Linked DNA regions of Homo sapiens: region 1 is linked to region 2. A link is an interaction called in ENCODE POLR2A ChIA-PET data of the cell type or tissue named here. Cell type or tissue: MCF 10A. All regions are shown on one strand. Each heading gives the region's core, and the rest is flanking DNA. Links, peaks and the distances in the headings are about the cores only.

The links. Peaks named below come from ENCODE experiments on the same cell type or tissue, not always from the same donor. Only the 100,000 strongest peaks of a DNase experiment are listed, where the experiment ranks them.
Region 1: POLR2A ChIA-PET joins it to region 2 with 11 read pairs; 4 of 35 experiments call an interaction of 5 or more read pairs at or near these places.

What each region holds. Positions count from the first base shown.
Region 1 is chr5:143,055,789-143,064,594 of GRCh38, forward strand. It overlaps ARHGAP26 (Rho GTPase activating protein 26), which reads left to right. Exons shown (of 23, transcript NM_001135608.3): 16 at 240-298; 17 at 1,854-1,959. LOC124901097 (a long non-coding RNA gene) reads right to left here and starts at 1,961. Exons shown (of 2, transcript XR_007058979.1): 1 at 1,264-1,961. RefSeq lists an enhancer at 1,644-1,703. In MCF 10A, for the core only: no CTCF peak of the experiment used is centred there; DNase peaks (open chromatin) are centred at 5,603 and 6,013.
Region 2 is chr5:143,201,905-143,210,710 of GRCh38, forward strand. It overlaps ARHGAP26 (Rho GTPase activating protein 26), which reads left to right. Exons shown (of 23, transcript NM_001135608.3): 21 at 5,294-5,404. Among named protein-coding and RNA genes, the nearest start is that of ARHGAP26-IT1, 14 kb to the left of the region's middle. RefSeq lists enhancers at 4,583-4,692, 5,113-5,222, 5,332-5,831. In MCF 10A, for the core only: no CTCF peak of the experiment used is centred there; DNase peaks (open chromatin) are centred at 3,707 and 4,657.

The DNA of each region.
Region 1 (8,806 bases), core at 4,240-6,739, 140 kb before region 2:
CACTATTTTAGTGTTGACAATGAAACATAGTTGTGTCTATTCATTTAAGAAAGAGAGAGAATAAACATTTTGGGTGAAATCTCAGAACGCTTGCAATAGGGAAACTACATTGTTATTGTTTCCCTGTGATCTTTGTCTTCGAGAAATGTATTACAGTTTGTCAGTCTCTAGGCTGCTATTTAGAGAGAATATGATTATTCTTATTATTAAGCTGACTAGCCTATCTCCTTTTCCTCCAGAATGCTTCCAGGACCACTCATGATGTACCAGTTTCAAAGAAGTTTCATCAAAGCAGCAAGTAAGTCTTTTTTGTCTCAGTTTTAAGGGGAAGAGAATAGATTTTTCTATTTCAAAGAAGAGTCAGTATCCCAAAATAAATATTACCTAACCCTTCGTATTCTGCACATAAACTGGCCACATAACATACTCATGAGATTCTAACACGGAATAAAAAGGAAACAAATAGGGATTGCTAAGGGCCTTTCTACCACATTGAATTTACAGCAGAGGACAGAAACTTCAGAAGTCTTTTTTTTTTTTTTTTTTTTTTTTGAGGGGAGGAGGATGTTGGAGGGATAGAGAAAAACAAGTTTGCCTTTCTAGTTTTGATTATTGGAGTTCTAACTTCTTAGGTTTTTTCCAGCCTTTGAGTAGCATTTTGCAGAATGAATCAGACATTGCACATTACCTAAATTGAGCATTGGAAATGTTTCCCTGAATATGACACCATTTATATAACTTCACAGTCCTCTTTTCCATTATGTCTTCCATTTACAGCTTCTGATCATTCTTCAACTACATCATCCAGGTCCTGGTGTCATATTACTGGTATTAAAATACATAGGGATTAGGTGCAAGCTACTCTAAGTATACTGGAATCTCTGGCTACATGGGTCAGGCCTCTTGTAAAGGGGCAGAAAGATTCTCTATCAGATTTAAATCCAGCATGAATCTTCACAGTATTATTATGTCGATAACTTGTGTCTCTCCCGGGTTCCTTTCAGCCTTTAGAATTTATTTACTCTGGTAGCTACTACTGGCCTAATTTAGTAGTACCTAATGTTCTGGTGTCCTTATCTACTCATAGTTGTCCCCTTAAAACAGGAAGGAGAAAGCCAGGAGCGAAGATGGTGTTTATGTCATTTCTTTCTAGAGAAATTACAAACCCATAGCAACCATTCTCTACTTAAACCTCACATCAGTTCTATAAATAGGTGTGATGAGTACCATCAGTCTATTTGCCAGAGTAACAAAGCCACTTACCTTGGTTCAACCAAGAGAATGTGACAAGCCATGATTTAGGTTACAAGTTGGCAGAAAGACTTGAATATTTTATCTGCCATTTCTTTCTTTCTAGCAGGCTGGTTGTCATATGTGACTTGAGGATACTGGACATTTCCTTTGATATCTTTGATGCTGTCTCAAGGTGTTATTTTGATATTTGAAACCCTTGCAATGTTGTTCATGTAAGATTTGTTTATCACTTTACAAGTGCATAAAGTTCCTTACTTCCTTGAAATGAAGTCTTCCCTCTAGGGAGCCAGCTACTCCTGAGTTTGTTCTCAGGAGCAGCTCTGGGTGTGCAGTTGACTGGCTCCATTTCATCACATCATCATCTTGGCTTTGATTTTTTGATGACAATTTTTTTGGCAACCCTGTTCCAGAAAGCACCATTAAAAGGACTTCCAGATCTAGTCATGCTGGCCACGCAGTATGCACACAAGACAGGATTGTAAATCTTTGAGAAATCCTTGGGCTGTTAGTGCTCATCCTTTGGTTTCCCTTAATTTTTCAACCTTAAAGTTGTTTAGCTGTGACACTGATAAGATATTACCTCCCTCCTTCCTTTGCAGAACTGGAGAACCAGGAGTCTCGGGTCTCTGAAATCCACAGCCTTGTTCATCGGCTCCCAGAGAAAAATCGGCAGATGTTACAGCTGCTCATGAACCACTTGGCAAAGTAGGTTTAAGACCAATTACTAGCCTTTTTCTTACCCCTGAAAGTTCTTATCTTAGCAGTGAAGCTGGTCTCAGTTCTGCTTTTGTTTCTCTCTCCCACTATTGCATCAGGTATGCTGGAGGCTTAGGAAAGAAATGTGTGAAATGTTCATTGCAGTGGAGAACAGCAGCAAATGCCAGATGGCCTTCCCAGAGGATGCTGGGGAAGTGCTCATGCAACCAGGCCACCAAGCAGAGTTTTCAGGGGGATTTTACCTATGGTGATCAAGGGCAAATTGGAGTGTGTTGTCCATGATACCAGGTCACCACACAGAATTTTGTGGGATTATATGTTCTTATGCTCATCAAGAACAAACAAAAATATGTTGTGGGTTTACAGAATTTGGGTTTTTAGTAAAGAGGACTGGATTCTAGAGCTGACTCTGTTATTAACCTGCTGCTTAACCAGCCCTGAACAAACTGCTGAACTTTCTATTCCTTAGTTTCCCCATCTGTCTAATATGGATAATAGACTCCCCTTTTTCTACAAGGATCATTGATTTTTGAAGTTACATGCATTAAAGCCTTTGAAGAAGTATAAAGAATAAAGGAATTATTTTTGGCAAATACTCACTTGTCCTCTGAGATAATCAAAGCATTCAGTAGGGACCTGATTTTCTTGGAATGGTTTTGAATATTTGTGTATTTACTGTTCCTTGACCCTTTCACAAATGGCATTGCTGACTTCCCGTGCTGCATTCATCACTACTTGTGTGTGTGTTCTAACCTTCCGTTGACTTTGATGGTATGTTCTTGATTGCAGACTGGAGCACAAGAAAAGAATGAGAGCATAACAGTTAACCTAAATTATTAAACCCTACATTCTATTGAACTGATGTGTTATAAATTTGGCCCTTATAGTCCATACTTTGCTATGCCATTAGGGTATTTCTTGGGGATAAGTTGATATTCTTCTGAGGGAGATTGTAATGGTTAGTTTTCATCTTTCTGTCAAGCACTTGATATTGCCTTTGGGAAAAAGAGTGATATATATCATGAAGATTTCCACCATTTCCTCATTTCCATCAAGAAGCCAAGAGTGTCTTGTGTGTTATTGGGAAGGAATTCGGCAAAGCCACAGTTGCTCCATTATTGACCAACTTTTTTTCTTGGCTTTCCATATCAGAGCTGCTTGTTCAGGAGTACTTAGGAAGAATAGCAGATAACATGCAAGTTTACAGGAGAATGCCCTAAAGGTGTCAAAGAATCCCGATGAAGCATGTTTAAAATAATGGGAACTGGGCTTTAAAAAGTAACTCCAGATGCTCTGAGATGACAGTTGAGTACCAGTTCCACACAACCTAGAGTCAGGCGTTTGTTAAGCAGAGAAGCTGGTTTAGATCTTAGTTGCAAAACTTTGCACACTTGAAGGACAAACACCAAGACATAGAAGGTTCCAGGTGCACCCTCCAGCCTAGCATGTGTGGGGATGCTCATGACTGCTTCATGGCCATCGGGTCTGAAAGAGGCCTTCAGGCCTGCAGAGAGCAGCTGGAGAAGGGTTAGGAACCATCTGAAAGCCATGGGCCTTTTCAAGCTGTGCAGTTGGAAGGAGAGCTTAACTGAACTGAGAGAGACCAAAAGTGAAGGGTGACCCAGCAGAGCCAGTGTTGCGTTTTTCCTACTTTTAAATTTCCTTTAGGATTGTTAGGATTCTTTAAAGAAGAAGAAAAAAGGATTTAAAAAACAAAACCAAACCCTTAAGGTAGATCTTGAACAGTTGAACTTGTTCATCTCCTGGTTGGATGACTCACTTTCTCCTCCTTTTCCCACCCTTTCCCCCTCCAGTCCCATTACATTCAGTCCATCCTTGTTACTAACCTAAGAGTTGTAAACTGGAATTTGCAAATCACAGTTGTGACCTTGACACATTTTTGTTTTTTTGGCCTTCTAACCAATTTAAGGCAATTTTATTTTTGGAGTTGTTTACTTCATAGCATTTCTTGATCATTGTCTTATCTGTGAAACTTGAGAATGATTTTCTGTGGTTTTATGGCATGTTTTGATCATTTAATTATCAAGAAATCTACCTGTAGACAAGCTCTCATGCTGTAATGTGAGTTGGTTAGAGCTAGTATTAGACTATAGCGGACTCAAATTCTTAGCGTGCTGTGTTCTTGTCTCTCGAGCCTCTATATTTAAAATGTCCCTGTGGAGAAGGATATGAATGAGCAGTGTTGAATCCAGTAAAGAGTATTTATTTAGGTCTGAAAAAATTCTTTGGCATCCAGAGGAGTTCTAAGATTCCACTTAAACTTTATATTCTCATTTACAGCACTGTCCTTATTTTAAAATCAAGCAGTAAGGGAAAGTTAACTTGGGACAAGAGGTTTGTCTGATTCCAGTTTTCTCAGGTTTAGACTTACCCTAGGCTATGCCTGAGCTATTGTTCCTCTGGGCTACTTACTTAATGGTCAGCTTCCTTCCTAAGTTTTGGTTTCAGGGCTGATTCTGCTGGAAAACTGGTGTTTACTTCTCTTATTACTTACTGTTTGCCTTGTGCATCTCAGAATTCTGGTTCAAAGGCAAGCATTTTGTATTGTATATTTTTTAAAGTACTCTTTTGAAACATTTTCCAAAACTGATTTCCCTTAGCCACAGAGGGAGATTTAAGGCATTTTATATTTAATCCCAGCTAAAAATTCATTCAGAGGGGAAAAAAAGTATTGGGTGGGGGGAAGGATAAAAACTCCAAACCTCTAAAGCAAATGATTACCAGGGTACATCCAAATCACAGAGATGTTGGATTTGTTTCAGACCTCAGAGGGAACATAAAAATTATAGGCAACCATGCACATATTTTTGTAGTTTCAGCTTAAATCTACTATGATAATTAGATGTTTTCTGTTTGGATCTTGGAATCTAGTATACAGTCTGGAGTCATGTGCCTCAAAGCATGGTTAGAATAACCCGGGGCGCTTGTTTACATTGACATTTCTGGGCTCTGTGGGTCTACTCAGTCAGGCTCGCTGCCTGGGAATCTGCATTTCTGATTTATTTTGCAGGTAATTATTATGTGAACAGTGATCTAAGAACCACTGGCCCAGAGAATGGGCCATATGCAAGGATTTTCTAGGACAGAGAAAAATGATATTGAGAGGAATATGGATTGGGATGTAGGCGAATATTAGAATTAGAAAGAAGAAGCTCAAAGCAGTGAGTTCAAAAGGGAGATTTTATTGTCGTGATTAAATTAGCTTTTAAAAATCCAGTTTTGACTTTCCAAGTCTTTGCAATTTGACTTTGTGTTGAGTTTTCAACAAATGTTTTTGTTTTAAAATCATGCAAAAGGCATTTTTACTTTTGCGTGATTTAGTTTTGCATGATTTACTTTTGCAAGAAAAAAATCATTCCCAGATAGCTGTGGATCCTTGTGCCAATTTTTCTACCTCTTTGAGCCTCAGTTTTCTTTCTCTTCCAATTGTATAATTCTGTTATTTTTATCAGGTGGAGCAGGACACGAGAAAAGTATCCCACTCTTATAATCATAGAGGAAATAAGAGTAGATGAGTAATAAAGACTAATTTCATGGTAATTTCCTAATGTTTACATATTATGACTCCAAGTATGTTGTATATCCCCACACATACCATTCGTAGTGGCTCATTGTAGATTTATTACCGTGTATGCAGTGAGGAAGGATTTCAAAGAACTCTTCATACATCAGGAGTAGATATTAAAAATACCTTTTCACAGCTGGTTTTCCCAAAATACTTATTGAGAAACAAACCTGAGTCTTTTTCCTTTTTTGGAGCAACTGTTCCTTTGTTGCAGGGGCATTGGAGAGGCAGAGCACTGTCTTGCTTCCCCAGAGAGATATGGTATCATTTAGGATGCTTTGAGCTGCAAGAAACAGAAAATCCAATTGAAAATGGCTTAAACAATAAGGAGATCTGTTGTGTCATGACACAGAATCTGTCCTGAGAGTTGGTTAGTTTCTCAGCTCATGAAGGACTCAGGTTATTTTCATGTTCCTGCTCAGCCAGCGTCTTGTGTTGGCTAGCTCCTCGCAGAGTCCCAGCATACTTTATTGTGTCCTTGCATGTTAGTGCTTGTCCAGAAGCAGAAAAGGCATTATTTCTTCTCTGAGTCCCTTTTTAAGGGCTAGGATGATACTTTTCCCAGACATCTTCCAGCACACTTTATGTCACATCTCATTGGTCCAGAGCAGTCATTGAGGACCACCATGATTATTTTCCACCCAACAAGATTTATCTGAGCCACTTGTGGGAGGATTGGATATCAGAATAAAGGCAGAGCTTTGACAGAATAAAGACAGCCCACGGTGTCTACAGCAAGTAGTCTTGGTAAATCACATTCAACAGAGAGTATTAAGTCTATTGCATGGTGTGCTAACACAATCAAGATATATAGGACAAAAAAGACCAATTTTTGTAGGAGAGATGAGTACATCTGCAGTGTGGGCACATAGGCACTAAATTATAAGATTTTAGCTGGTGGGAGGTAAGAGAGGGTAATGAAGAGGGCAAAATTGACTTTACTCCATTGCCTCTTGCTGATTCCCTATGTGTTCTTTTCATTACCCAATTGTCTAATGTTTATTTTGATCATCTGTTATATGTTGTGACTTTCCAAAATGGACAAAATTCTGTAGATCACTGGGATTATAAAGGAATATTGTGGGGAAAATGCTTGGCATACAAGTGAGACCTTATCAAAATATGTAGACTCTGTTGGCAGAATTATCAAGAATTAAGCATGTTGTAGCTTGGGTTTTTTTTTTTTTTTTTTTGGTTCCTGTGACTTGAGTCTGAGTACTTCCAGGCATCTCTGCAAATCAAAAAGGGATGTATTCATATTTCTTTAATGATCTAGAAACAGTGAATTGGGTTCATATACAAATGCTTGTGGTTATAAAAAAAAGTCTTGCCAGGCATTGGCACCAAGGAGGATGAGCCCTAGTGGTTCAGTAGCATTCCTTGAAGTTCTTAAGAAGGGTTCAAAATAAAAGAAAGTGAACATTAATACTTAACATAAGCACATTTTAGATACTCTAATATTCCCTCTTTTTCCATCCCAAATCTAGAAGATAAGATTTAACTTACCAATGAGCTGTTAAACATGAGAAGTGCTAGTTATTCATTTGCCATCAAGACTAGTCCAAATAAAATAGCCGTAGAATTTTACAAAACACATTTAAAGAAAACAGTATGTTGTGATGATGGCTTAGATGGAAAGCTCCTGTGAGTTTCTCTGGCTGCCTTCCCTCAGCCATACACCCTGGCTCCGGAACCTTTGTTCTCTCTAGTAACCACTGAACACCGCAGTGCTGCCAGTGCAGGATTGCTTGGCCGCTGGGCCACTGGTGGTATGGCCTGATACCCCCACGCAGCCACATTGACCCCATTCTCCAGTCCTATCGGGCTTTTCCCTCACTGACTCCCACCGGGAACTCAGAGTTCTAGTGATTTTAACCCTTTTCTATCTCTTGAATCTGTCTACTTTTCTCTGTCTCCATCAGTACTCCTGTAGTCCAAGCTGCCATTGTGTCTTTCCCACGCTGCTTGCGAAGGCCTCCTCCCTATTGCTCTGGCTGGTGGAGCTCTGGCTCCTCTCCAGTCCACAGAGTGCATGTTGTGCTTCCAGGGAACTTTGAAAACTGCAAATCTCAGCATGTGATTCCCCTGCTTAAAAAAACTTCAAAGGCAGCTTCCCCATTGCTCTTAAGATAAAACCCTGGAAATGGCCTCCAAAGCCCTGTCTGGACCAGACGTTTTTGGAATTTGCAGTTTCATCTTGTGTCTGTTTCTCATGATCACCATCCTGTTCCTACTGCATGGCACACAATAGACGCTCATGAATATTTGTTGGGCAAATGCATGAAGAGTCTCTTGACCGCTTCTCAAATACCCACCTCCCTGCTCCATCCTTTTACCTTTTGCAATTCATTTTCTCCTGTCTGGAATGGCCCCTCCCCAGCCTCTGCCTGCCAAAGGCTACCTCATTCTTCTAGCTTCAGCTCAAATGTCAATGTCACTGCCAACAAGAATCCTTCCTGCCACAAGTGCCCTCTTGCTTTCCTGAGCTCCCACAGCCTTTGCTTGTTCGTCTCTTTTAGCATGTATCACATTCCACCTGGTGGGACAGTTTGCCCAGGTATGTATCTCTCCCTCCTGTGACATCTTAAGCTCTCAGGGGATGGGCAGTCTGTCTCCCTTGTCTTTGTTTCTTACCTAGAAGTTACAAACGAAGCCCATGGCCAGAGCAGCCCACACATGTGTTTGGTGGTGGTGGTATCCTACACATTACTGTTTTGAAACTTTGAACAGGTTTCCAACATCTTTAAAGGGGGCGATTTTACTTGAAAAATTCGTATCTCACCACTGACAATTGGCTGGAGCTGAGTAGAAGCCACACCCTATCCCCCAGGGTGTGCCTTCTCCAGTTTGCCTTAGTTCCTAACAGTCCCTGTTGTCTCTTGCTCCCGGCCTACTTCATTCAGGTCTCCTACCTGCCTGGCCGTGTTGTAGGCATTTGGGTTTTCAATCCTTGCCTACCTATTGGCTTATGCCAAAAGAGGAGCTCGATGTTTGGTGAATCACATAAATGAGCAAGCAGAAATGGGCTAAGGGAGTTACTTCCTTGACTGGCTCTTTTTTTTTTTTTTTCTCCTGGAAGATTTATTATTTCTGATAGATGGGAGGTCCATGAAAGAAGTGAGTGATACCGCTTCCTGGCCTATTTATGGGTATGGGGCAGGAAGAAGAGTGCATTTTTTTTAAGACTAAGAATGGGATTCTCAAAGGACCTTCTCCAGCTATTTTTGGCAGAGTCAAAGGAAAATCTAT
Region 2 (8,806 bases), core at 2,243-4,742:
GTGAAGAGTGCTGTAGATGTCTGTTAGGTCCGCTTGGTCCAGTGCTGAGTTCAAGTCCTGAATATCCTTGTTAATTTTCTATCTTGATCTGTCTAATATCTCAGTGGGGTGGTAAAGTCTCCCACTATTATTGTGTGGTAGTATAAGTCTCTTTGTAAGTCTCTAAGAACTTGCTTTATGAATCTGGGTGCTCCTGTATTAGGTACATATATATTTAGGATAGTTAGCTCTTCCTGTTGCATTAAGTTAGCTCTTCTTTTTGCATTGATCCCTTTACCATTATTTAATGCACTTCTTTGTCTTTTTTCATCTTTGTTGGTTTTAAGTGTTTTATCAGAGACTAGGATTGCAACCCCTGCTTTTTTTTTTTTCCATTTGCTTGGTAAATTGAAGTGAACTGCCATTCACAATTGCTACAAAGAGAATAAAATACCTAGGAATACAACTTACAAGGGATATGAAGGACCTCTTCAAGGAAAACTACAGACCACTGCTCGAGGAAATAAGACAAGGACACAAACAAATGGAAAAACATTCCATGTTCATGGATAGGAAGAATCAGTATCATGAAAATAGCCATAAAATAGCCATACTGCCCAAAGTAATTGATAGATTCAATGCTATCCCCATCAAGCTACCACTGACTTCCTTCACAGAATTAGAAAAAACTACTTTAAATTTCATATGGAACCAAAAAAGAGCCCGTATAGCCAAGACAATCCTAAGCAAAAAAACAAAGCTGGAGGGAACATGCTACCTGGATTCAAACTATATTACAAGGCTCCAGAAACCAAAACAGCATGGTACTGGTACCAAAACAGATATATAGATCAATGGAACAGAACAGAGGCCTCAGAAATGACGCCACACATCTACAACCATCTGATCTCTGACAAACCTGATAAAAACAAGCAATGGGGAAAGGATTTCCTATTTAATAAATGCTGTTGGGAAAATTGGCTAGCCATATGCAGAAAACTGAAACTGGACCCCTTCCTTACATTTTATACAAAAATTAGCTCAAGATGGATTAAAGACTTAAATGTAAGACCTAAAGCCGTAAAAACTCTAGAAGAAAACCTAGGCAATACCATTCAGGACATTGGCATGGTCAAAGACTTCATGACTAAAACACCAAAAGCAATGGCAACAAAAGCCAAGATTGACAAATGTGATCTAATTAAACTAAAAAGCTTCTGCACAGCAGAAGAAACTATCATCAGAGTGAACAGGCAACCTACAGAATGGGAGAAAATTTTTGCAATCTATCTGACAAAGGGCTAATATCCAGAATCTACAAGGAACTTAAACAAATTTACAAGAAAAAAAAACAACCCCATCAAAAAGTGGGTGAAGGATATGAACAGATACTTCTCAAAAGAAGACATTTATGTGGCAAACAAACATATAAAAAAAACACTCATCATCACTGGTCATTAGAGAAATGCAAATCAAAACCACAGTGAGATACCATCTCATGCCAGTTAGAATGGCAATCATTAAAAAGTCAGGAAACAACACATGCTGGAGAGGATGTGGAGAAACAGGAATGCTTTTACACTGTTGCTGGGGTTGTAAATTGGTTCAACCATTGTGGAAGACAGTGTGGCGATTTTTCAAGGATCTAGAGCCAGACATACCATTTGACCCAGCAATCCCACTACTGTGTATACACCCAAAGGATTATAAATCATTCTACTATAAAGACACATGCACACGTATGTTTATTGCAGCACTGTTCACAATAGCAAAGACTTGGAACCAACCCAAATGCCCATCAGTGATAGACTGGATAAAGAAAATGTGGCACATATACACCATGGAATACTATGCAGCCATAAAAAAGGATGACTTCATGTCCTTTGCAGGGACATGGATGAAGCTGGAAACCATCATTCTCAGCAAACTAACACAGGAACAGAAAACCAAACACCGCATGTTCTCACTCATAAGTGGGAGTTAGTGAGAACACATGGACACAGGGAGGGGAACATCACACACCGGGGCCTGTCAGGGGGTAGGGGGCTAGGGGAGGGATAGCATTAGGAGAAATACCTAATGTAGATGATGGGTTGATGGGTGCAGCAAACCATCATGGCACGTGTATATCTATGTAACAAACCTGCACATTCTGCACATGTATCCCAGAACTTAAAGTATAATTAAAAAAAAAAAAATCACAGAAGTACTATGGAGTATGCATTTTATTATTATACCAATTCAAACATAGTGGTAATAAATGTTAAAATGCAGTCACTTTATACCAAATGTTACTGCTATGGCTAAAACATAAACAAATGAAATTCTGAAATTCTGTTGTTAAAAATTGCATTTGAGGCCAGGCATGGTGGCTCATGCCTGTAATTCCAGCACTTTGGGAGGCCAAGGTGGGTGGAACACCTGAGGTCAGGAGTTCAAGACCAGCCTGACCAACATGGTGAAACCCTGTCTCTACTAAAAATACAAAAAATTAGCCAGGCATGGTGGGGGGGATCTATAATCCCAGCTACTTGGGAGGCTGAGGTAGGAGAATCGCTTGAACCCAAGAGGCAGAGGTTGCAGTGAGCCAAGATTGTGCCATTGCACTCCAGCCTGGGCGACAAGAGCAAAACTCCGTCTCCAGAAGAAAAAATTGCAGTTGATACTACGGTAATTGACATGGGGATTGAGGAGTAAGTTATTATAATAGTTACGAATATCCTGCATTCCAGCCGCACCCCCAGATAATTTCAGCCGTGTAGTTCTGGCCAAAAACCACTTAGATATCTGAGGATGTGAAAAACATTTAGAACCCACATTGTGTTCACAGAATATGTTCCAAACTATGCCATTAGCCAAAGGCATAATTCTTGGTACAGATGGAATAGGAAGCTGGAGGTGTTTCCTACTTATTAAAGTCATTTAAAAAAAAAAAAGTTGGAAGGACTTTTTAATTGTCCTGTGGTAACCACTGACCAAAAGAACAGATTGGTACAAGCCCCTGGGTCTGGGCTGTTCTCTTGAACCTCCAAATTGTCCCTGGTTCTGCTTGGGTTCCTGGGCTGGGCTGTGGTTTGAAAGTTGTTGCCAGGCCTTGCCTACTAGGTCATTGTCTGGTGGGGCAGGGTTGTGTTGAGAGGACTGAGAAAGTGAGGCCTCTCTGACTAGCAGCAACTGTGGAAGAAAATGGAGACTGCACAGTAGAGAGGAGTTGACACTTTTCCTAGGACTCAAGACAGAGTCAAGGGGGAGCCAGGTATTAAGCTAGTACTAGCTTAGCCCTCAACTGATGGATCTTACTGTCTTACATTACTGTTGTTTTTAAATCTGTCGCTTCTTGTCAAATATATTTTAAGCTCTTGAAGTCAAGGGACCTTGGCAAATATCATTTATTGTATTGAACATACTGAGTGCTCAATGACTAGTTTTTGCTGGATTAAGAAAAAAAAGCTTTAAAGAGTCATACTCTTTACATTTTATTTCTTCTCTTATATGAATGCCATCTGCTATATGAATCCGCCAGACCGAACACTGGAGGCAGGATTGGGGATTTTGTTGGAATTTAGAATATGTTGAGTCTTATTGTGATTCTCTATCACTGTATTGTCATTTTCCCTTGCAAATAGGGTAGGTATCTAAAGGAAACACATGAATCAGTGGTTAAGAAGAATTCTAATGCTATGACTGAGTCTGTAAAGAAGCTTGGCACAGGCTAGAGGAACAGGGCAAGTCCTGCTATGTCAGAGGGAGTACGCTGGCTGCAGGAGCCCTGGGCTTAGAATCAGCAGATGAGGTTTGAACCTCAGCCCTGTTACTTATAGGCTGGGTATCCTTAGAGAAGCCTCAGCTTAGCCCAGGTTTCCACATCTGTGAAATGGGAATTATAGCAGTACTTGTTTGTGGGCTTGTTGCGTGGGTAAATGAGACTCATTAATTTACTCAGTAATGATTTGTTAAATATAGTACCTACAGACACTGGATATTTTAGACACTGGATATACAGCAGTAAGCAAAACAAAAGCCTCTGCCTCATGGAATTTATGTTCTAAAAATATACGTAATGGAATTTAATAAAGTGTTTATCAGTCACATTAGTTTGAGCCTCTCTGATGAACTCACACTGTGGTTTTTGCTGTTATTTGTCTATAGGTGTTACAACAGTAAGTAATTAGGGCTATTATTGGGTCTCATGTTTGAATTGGTATAACCCTAGGGAAGTCCCAGTAAGTAGGACATTTGTGTGTGCCTGCTAAATTGCAGTACGCTTAGAAAGTCTGTTCCCCTTGAACCGGATTTCTGTCATTTTTGCCCCCATGAAGGGCTTGTTTCAAATAGTTCAGCAGTCCGCTGAGATTCAGGAGTGGCAAGTGGTGGTGTGGCTGAACTGGTTTCTCTCTGTCATTGGTGTTTGCACTATTTGTGATGTATGATTTCACAGAGTTGTGAAGGTGCTTGTGTCATTTGTGGAAATAAGTCAAAGGGCTAACACAACCAATTAAAATCCACAAGCCACGTTTCAGTGAGTAATTTCAACCTTTCCTCTCCAAACTTTTGATTAGCTACCCGTCAAGGAACAAAATGAACAAATTGAAGGTTTCAGTTCGTTTTTTTCATTGCCTTCCCTCTGGGGCTTTTTCTTTGAGTATCGTAATGCCCAAATTCCACGAAAGGAGAAAGGGCAAGCCCAGGCAGCAAACCTCAGAGGAACCGCATTCTGCTGGTAATTGCATGCCGTCTCCCAAGAGGTGTATCTGTATTCACCTCCATCGGCTATCACCTTCTTCATGCAGTACTTCAGATCTCCAGTGGCACACAGCCCATCTAGTTAAAAATGCAAACAGGAGATTATTTTCTCACCGAATGGCCTTTGTGGCCCAGAAGAAAAAAAACATGGTCATTTCTGCTGAGACGTAACCTGAAAAACACTCCCACAAGAGTGGAAGCTGAAGGCTCGCTATAAGCTAGCCCTGCCTCAGAACAAGGCTGGTGATAGCACGTGGGTGTGGGAACTCATGTGCGTGGGCTCAGGGCATTTGTCGCCAATGTACATGATCGAAGAAGCTTCTATCACCTGAAAAGCAGTTGTTCTGCAGGGCAAAGCCTGTTTATACTCCGAGGAATTACAGAACAGACGTTTACTTGGACGTGGAGATTTGGTCTGGAGGAATGTGACATGGCCCTGACAGCACATCCCTGGGTTTCGGTGCTCCTCTGCTCTGCCCAGCTTTCCGTCATCTGGCCTCCCATGACCTCCTGTGCTCCCATTGTGGTTTCCCTGTGTGCTGACAAGTTTTCTGGTTGTTATGTCTTGCAGCCCCCCGAATCCAAGCCCAACTTCACCCCTCTCGCCATCTTGGCCCATGTTCTCGGCGCCATCCAGCCCTATGCCCACCTCATCCACGTCCAGCGACTCATCCCCCGTCAGGTCTGTTGCAGGGTTTGTTTGGTTTTCTGTTGCTGCCGTTGTTCTCTCATTGGCTCGGTCCTCTCTTCATGCAGTGTTCAGCCTCCTCGTCAACTTTGTTCCCTGCCATCCAAACCTGCACTTGCTTTTTGACAGGCCAGAAGAAGCGGTACATGAAGACTCCAGGTAAAATCTCGGATGATGACCAATCTGTTCCCGTTTATCCAAAGCTGGCCAGGGACAACAGGGGGCTGCCCCTGCTCTCCTGTGGTTCCATCCTAAGAGACCAGAGCTAAAAGGGACCATTTGCATGAATCAGCATGGCATTTTTCACACCCTTTTCAACCCTGACTCAAGTTTCTGAATTAACCTCTCTGGTGCCTAGAGTTAGGGGAAGGAGCACCTCCTGAACCAGACTCTGGTTTTGATGGCTCTCTCAATTTCATGTGCTCTCTGCACTTTGGTGTAAGATAACATAAGAGGAAACAGTGTTGGGACATGTGCCAACCTTTTCTTTTCTCATGTTTATCAGGCAGCGTCAGGCAATATTTATTTGTGGGGTTGGGCCCCTGGCCCTAAGCACTGACACCCAGTCACTTAGACCAGATCCACTGGGGGAGAGACGTCGAACATAGAATAAAAGCTTGAGAGACGAAGCGATTTCTCTTAAATTGCTCACGGCTTATGCCTCGTTGTCCCCCATATACTCCCGAAACCATCCATGCTCCCAGCCTGCTTCTGTCTCTGTGTGTCATGAAGCCTGAGCTGTCCTGGGAACAGGCACTACCTCTCTCTGAGGGAGAGCAGCTTGACCTAGTTCCTCTTCTCAGGGCCATGCTGTAGTTTTCCCTGCTTTTGTGACTTCCGCACTTAAGTTTTTTGCTCTTGTGCTCTTTGGGAAAAAAAAAGAGCTCTTTACAACCGGGAAAAGAACGAATAGGGATCCTGCAGAATTCCTATGCTGTGGAGCTCCTAAACGTGCTTCTCTCTCAAGCTTAGTCTCAGCTTTCAGACAACCAAATTGTAGAGCCCAGTTATAAGCATCAGAAGCGTTTTGGGCTTTGGGAGTATTTTCCCTTCTGTCTTTTTCTCCAAAGGGTGGATCCAGCAGAGAGGCTTAAATAATTTATGAAGCCGAGTTTCACTTTTAGAAGAAAAGAAAACCCCATGCTATTTATATATATACAGATACATATATTACTTTATTCCCCACTAGGCACTTACACATCTATCATTTCATTCTATCCTCGTGTGAGAATGAGAAGAGAAATGGCCTGAACCCTACTGTGGAAAAAGAAAACTAAAACACAGGGAGGTGACTTGGACACAATGCTATGACTAAATGAGAGCCAATCCAGAATTCAGGACTTCTCCCCCTCAGCTCAGCACTCTTTCCTCCAAACACGTGGGTAACCCCAACTTTGAGTTTCCGTGCAGCTCCCAGCCCAGAGCCTGACTTGCTCTTTTAGGTTTTATACAGCTTTCTACCTGGCTTTGTCCTGGATGATGGGAAGGAGATTTTCAGTAATTCTTTTTTTTCTCACTCTATAAATAAGGGAAATTTTCAGATCATGTCTTCCTGACATTCTAGTGATTTCCTAATCATTTCTTGGACATCTTCTGGGCACTTTGGGAGACATCAACTTTCTAAGATACCAGAAATAGCATAGATTATTCTCATTAGATCATGAGGACCTGAACCAGAGGAAACTAAGTGACCACAGACAAGTCAGCTTCCAAAATGCCTCACTTACTCATTAGAGAAACTTGGGCTTTAGGAAAATGTAATTCCTTCATTTTTATCAAAATGGAGTAAAAATCTTCAAAATATTGGCCCTTTGGACAAAATGGGTTAAGAGACTCAAGAGAGTGAAATCACTCAGCTAAAATCCTAAAATGTCCTCTCTGCCTTGATGGTACTCACTTTTTTGTGACTCTGAGATTTGGGGCCCTGTTTCTTGTCAAGTATCTCTACCTCTTCACTCGTTTTCATCTCCCCAAATATTTCCAGACTGTTTTTCCTTCCTACTTCTTCCTACCTCCCAAAGTATTTCCAGATTGACAGAGGGCAATGGCAATAGAATCTGCCATTCTGTTGCCATCTTGTGTGTCTGGGGTCACAGTTACTCAGTACCTCCTCCCCTGGCCATTGTTAGAATAGCACTATTTGGACACCCTTTAGGAAGCTGCCCTCTTGAAATAGTCAAGGCAGGCCGGGCACAGTGGTTCACAGCTGTAATCCCAGCACTTTGGGAGGCCAAGGTGGGGAGATCACCCGAGGTGAGGAGTTCAAGACCAGCCTGGACAACGTGACAAAACCCCATCTCTACTAAAAATACAAAAATTAGCCAGGCATGGTGGTGGGCGCCTGTAATCCCAGCTACTCAGGAGGCTAAGGCAGGAGGATTGCTTGAACCTGGGAGGCAAAGTTTGCAGTGAGCCAAGATCGTGCCATTGCATTCCAGTCTGGGTGACAGAGCTAGACTCCATCTCAAAAAAAAAAAAAATAGTCAAGGCAGAGTTGGACTAAATGTGTGTGCCCAGATGAGCACAGACAGCAACACTGCTGAGGAGCTAGCCCATCAGAGGAACAGAGAGGGCCGAAACCTGTACACTGTAGTGTATAGCAAAGAGGTGGTGGTATACACCCATTATTCAGGTCCACTGGGGCCTCCCTCAAATCCACTTCCAGAGCATGAAGCTTCAGATTTCCTTCCCTGAGCAAAGCCTTTATAAGTAAATATTGAATTAGATCTAATCAGTGGTCCCATGAACTTCTGAATGATGTCTCCTCTGGAAATTGCTTACTGTCTGAATTAGTCTGTTTTCATGCTGCTGATAAAAACATACCCGAGACTGGGAAGAAAAAGACGTTTAACGGACTTGCAGTTCCACGTGGCTGGGGAGGCCTCACAATCCTGGCAGAAGGCAAGGAGGAGGAAGTCACGTCTTTCATGGATGGCGGCAGGCAAAAAGAGAGTTTGTGCAGGGAAACTCCCGTTTTTTAAAATCATCAGATCTCGTGAGACCCATTCAGTATTATGAGAACAGTACAGGAAAGACCGTCCCCAGTGATTCAATCATCTCCCACCGAGTCTCTCCCACAACACGGGAATGATGGGAGCTACAAGATGAGATTCAGGTGGGGACACAGAGCCAAACCATATCACTGTCCCCTCTTCAAACCATTTATAGACCTTGTTTGTTCAAAGTCAGGAATGAAGATGCCTTTTGCAGCACAGTAGAGAAAGGGTGCTGGAGACACATTCCCTCCGTATTTCCCTTTTCTTTCACTTGCTCACCCCTCCCCCAAAAAAGCCGATAGCCCCAAACCCGTAACTTGCATTTGCCCAGGGGTCCCTGGAAATTATGCCTAAATGATCAACCCCTTTCCACCTGCCAGTCTAGCTGGTCCCACCTCCC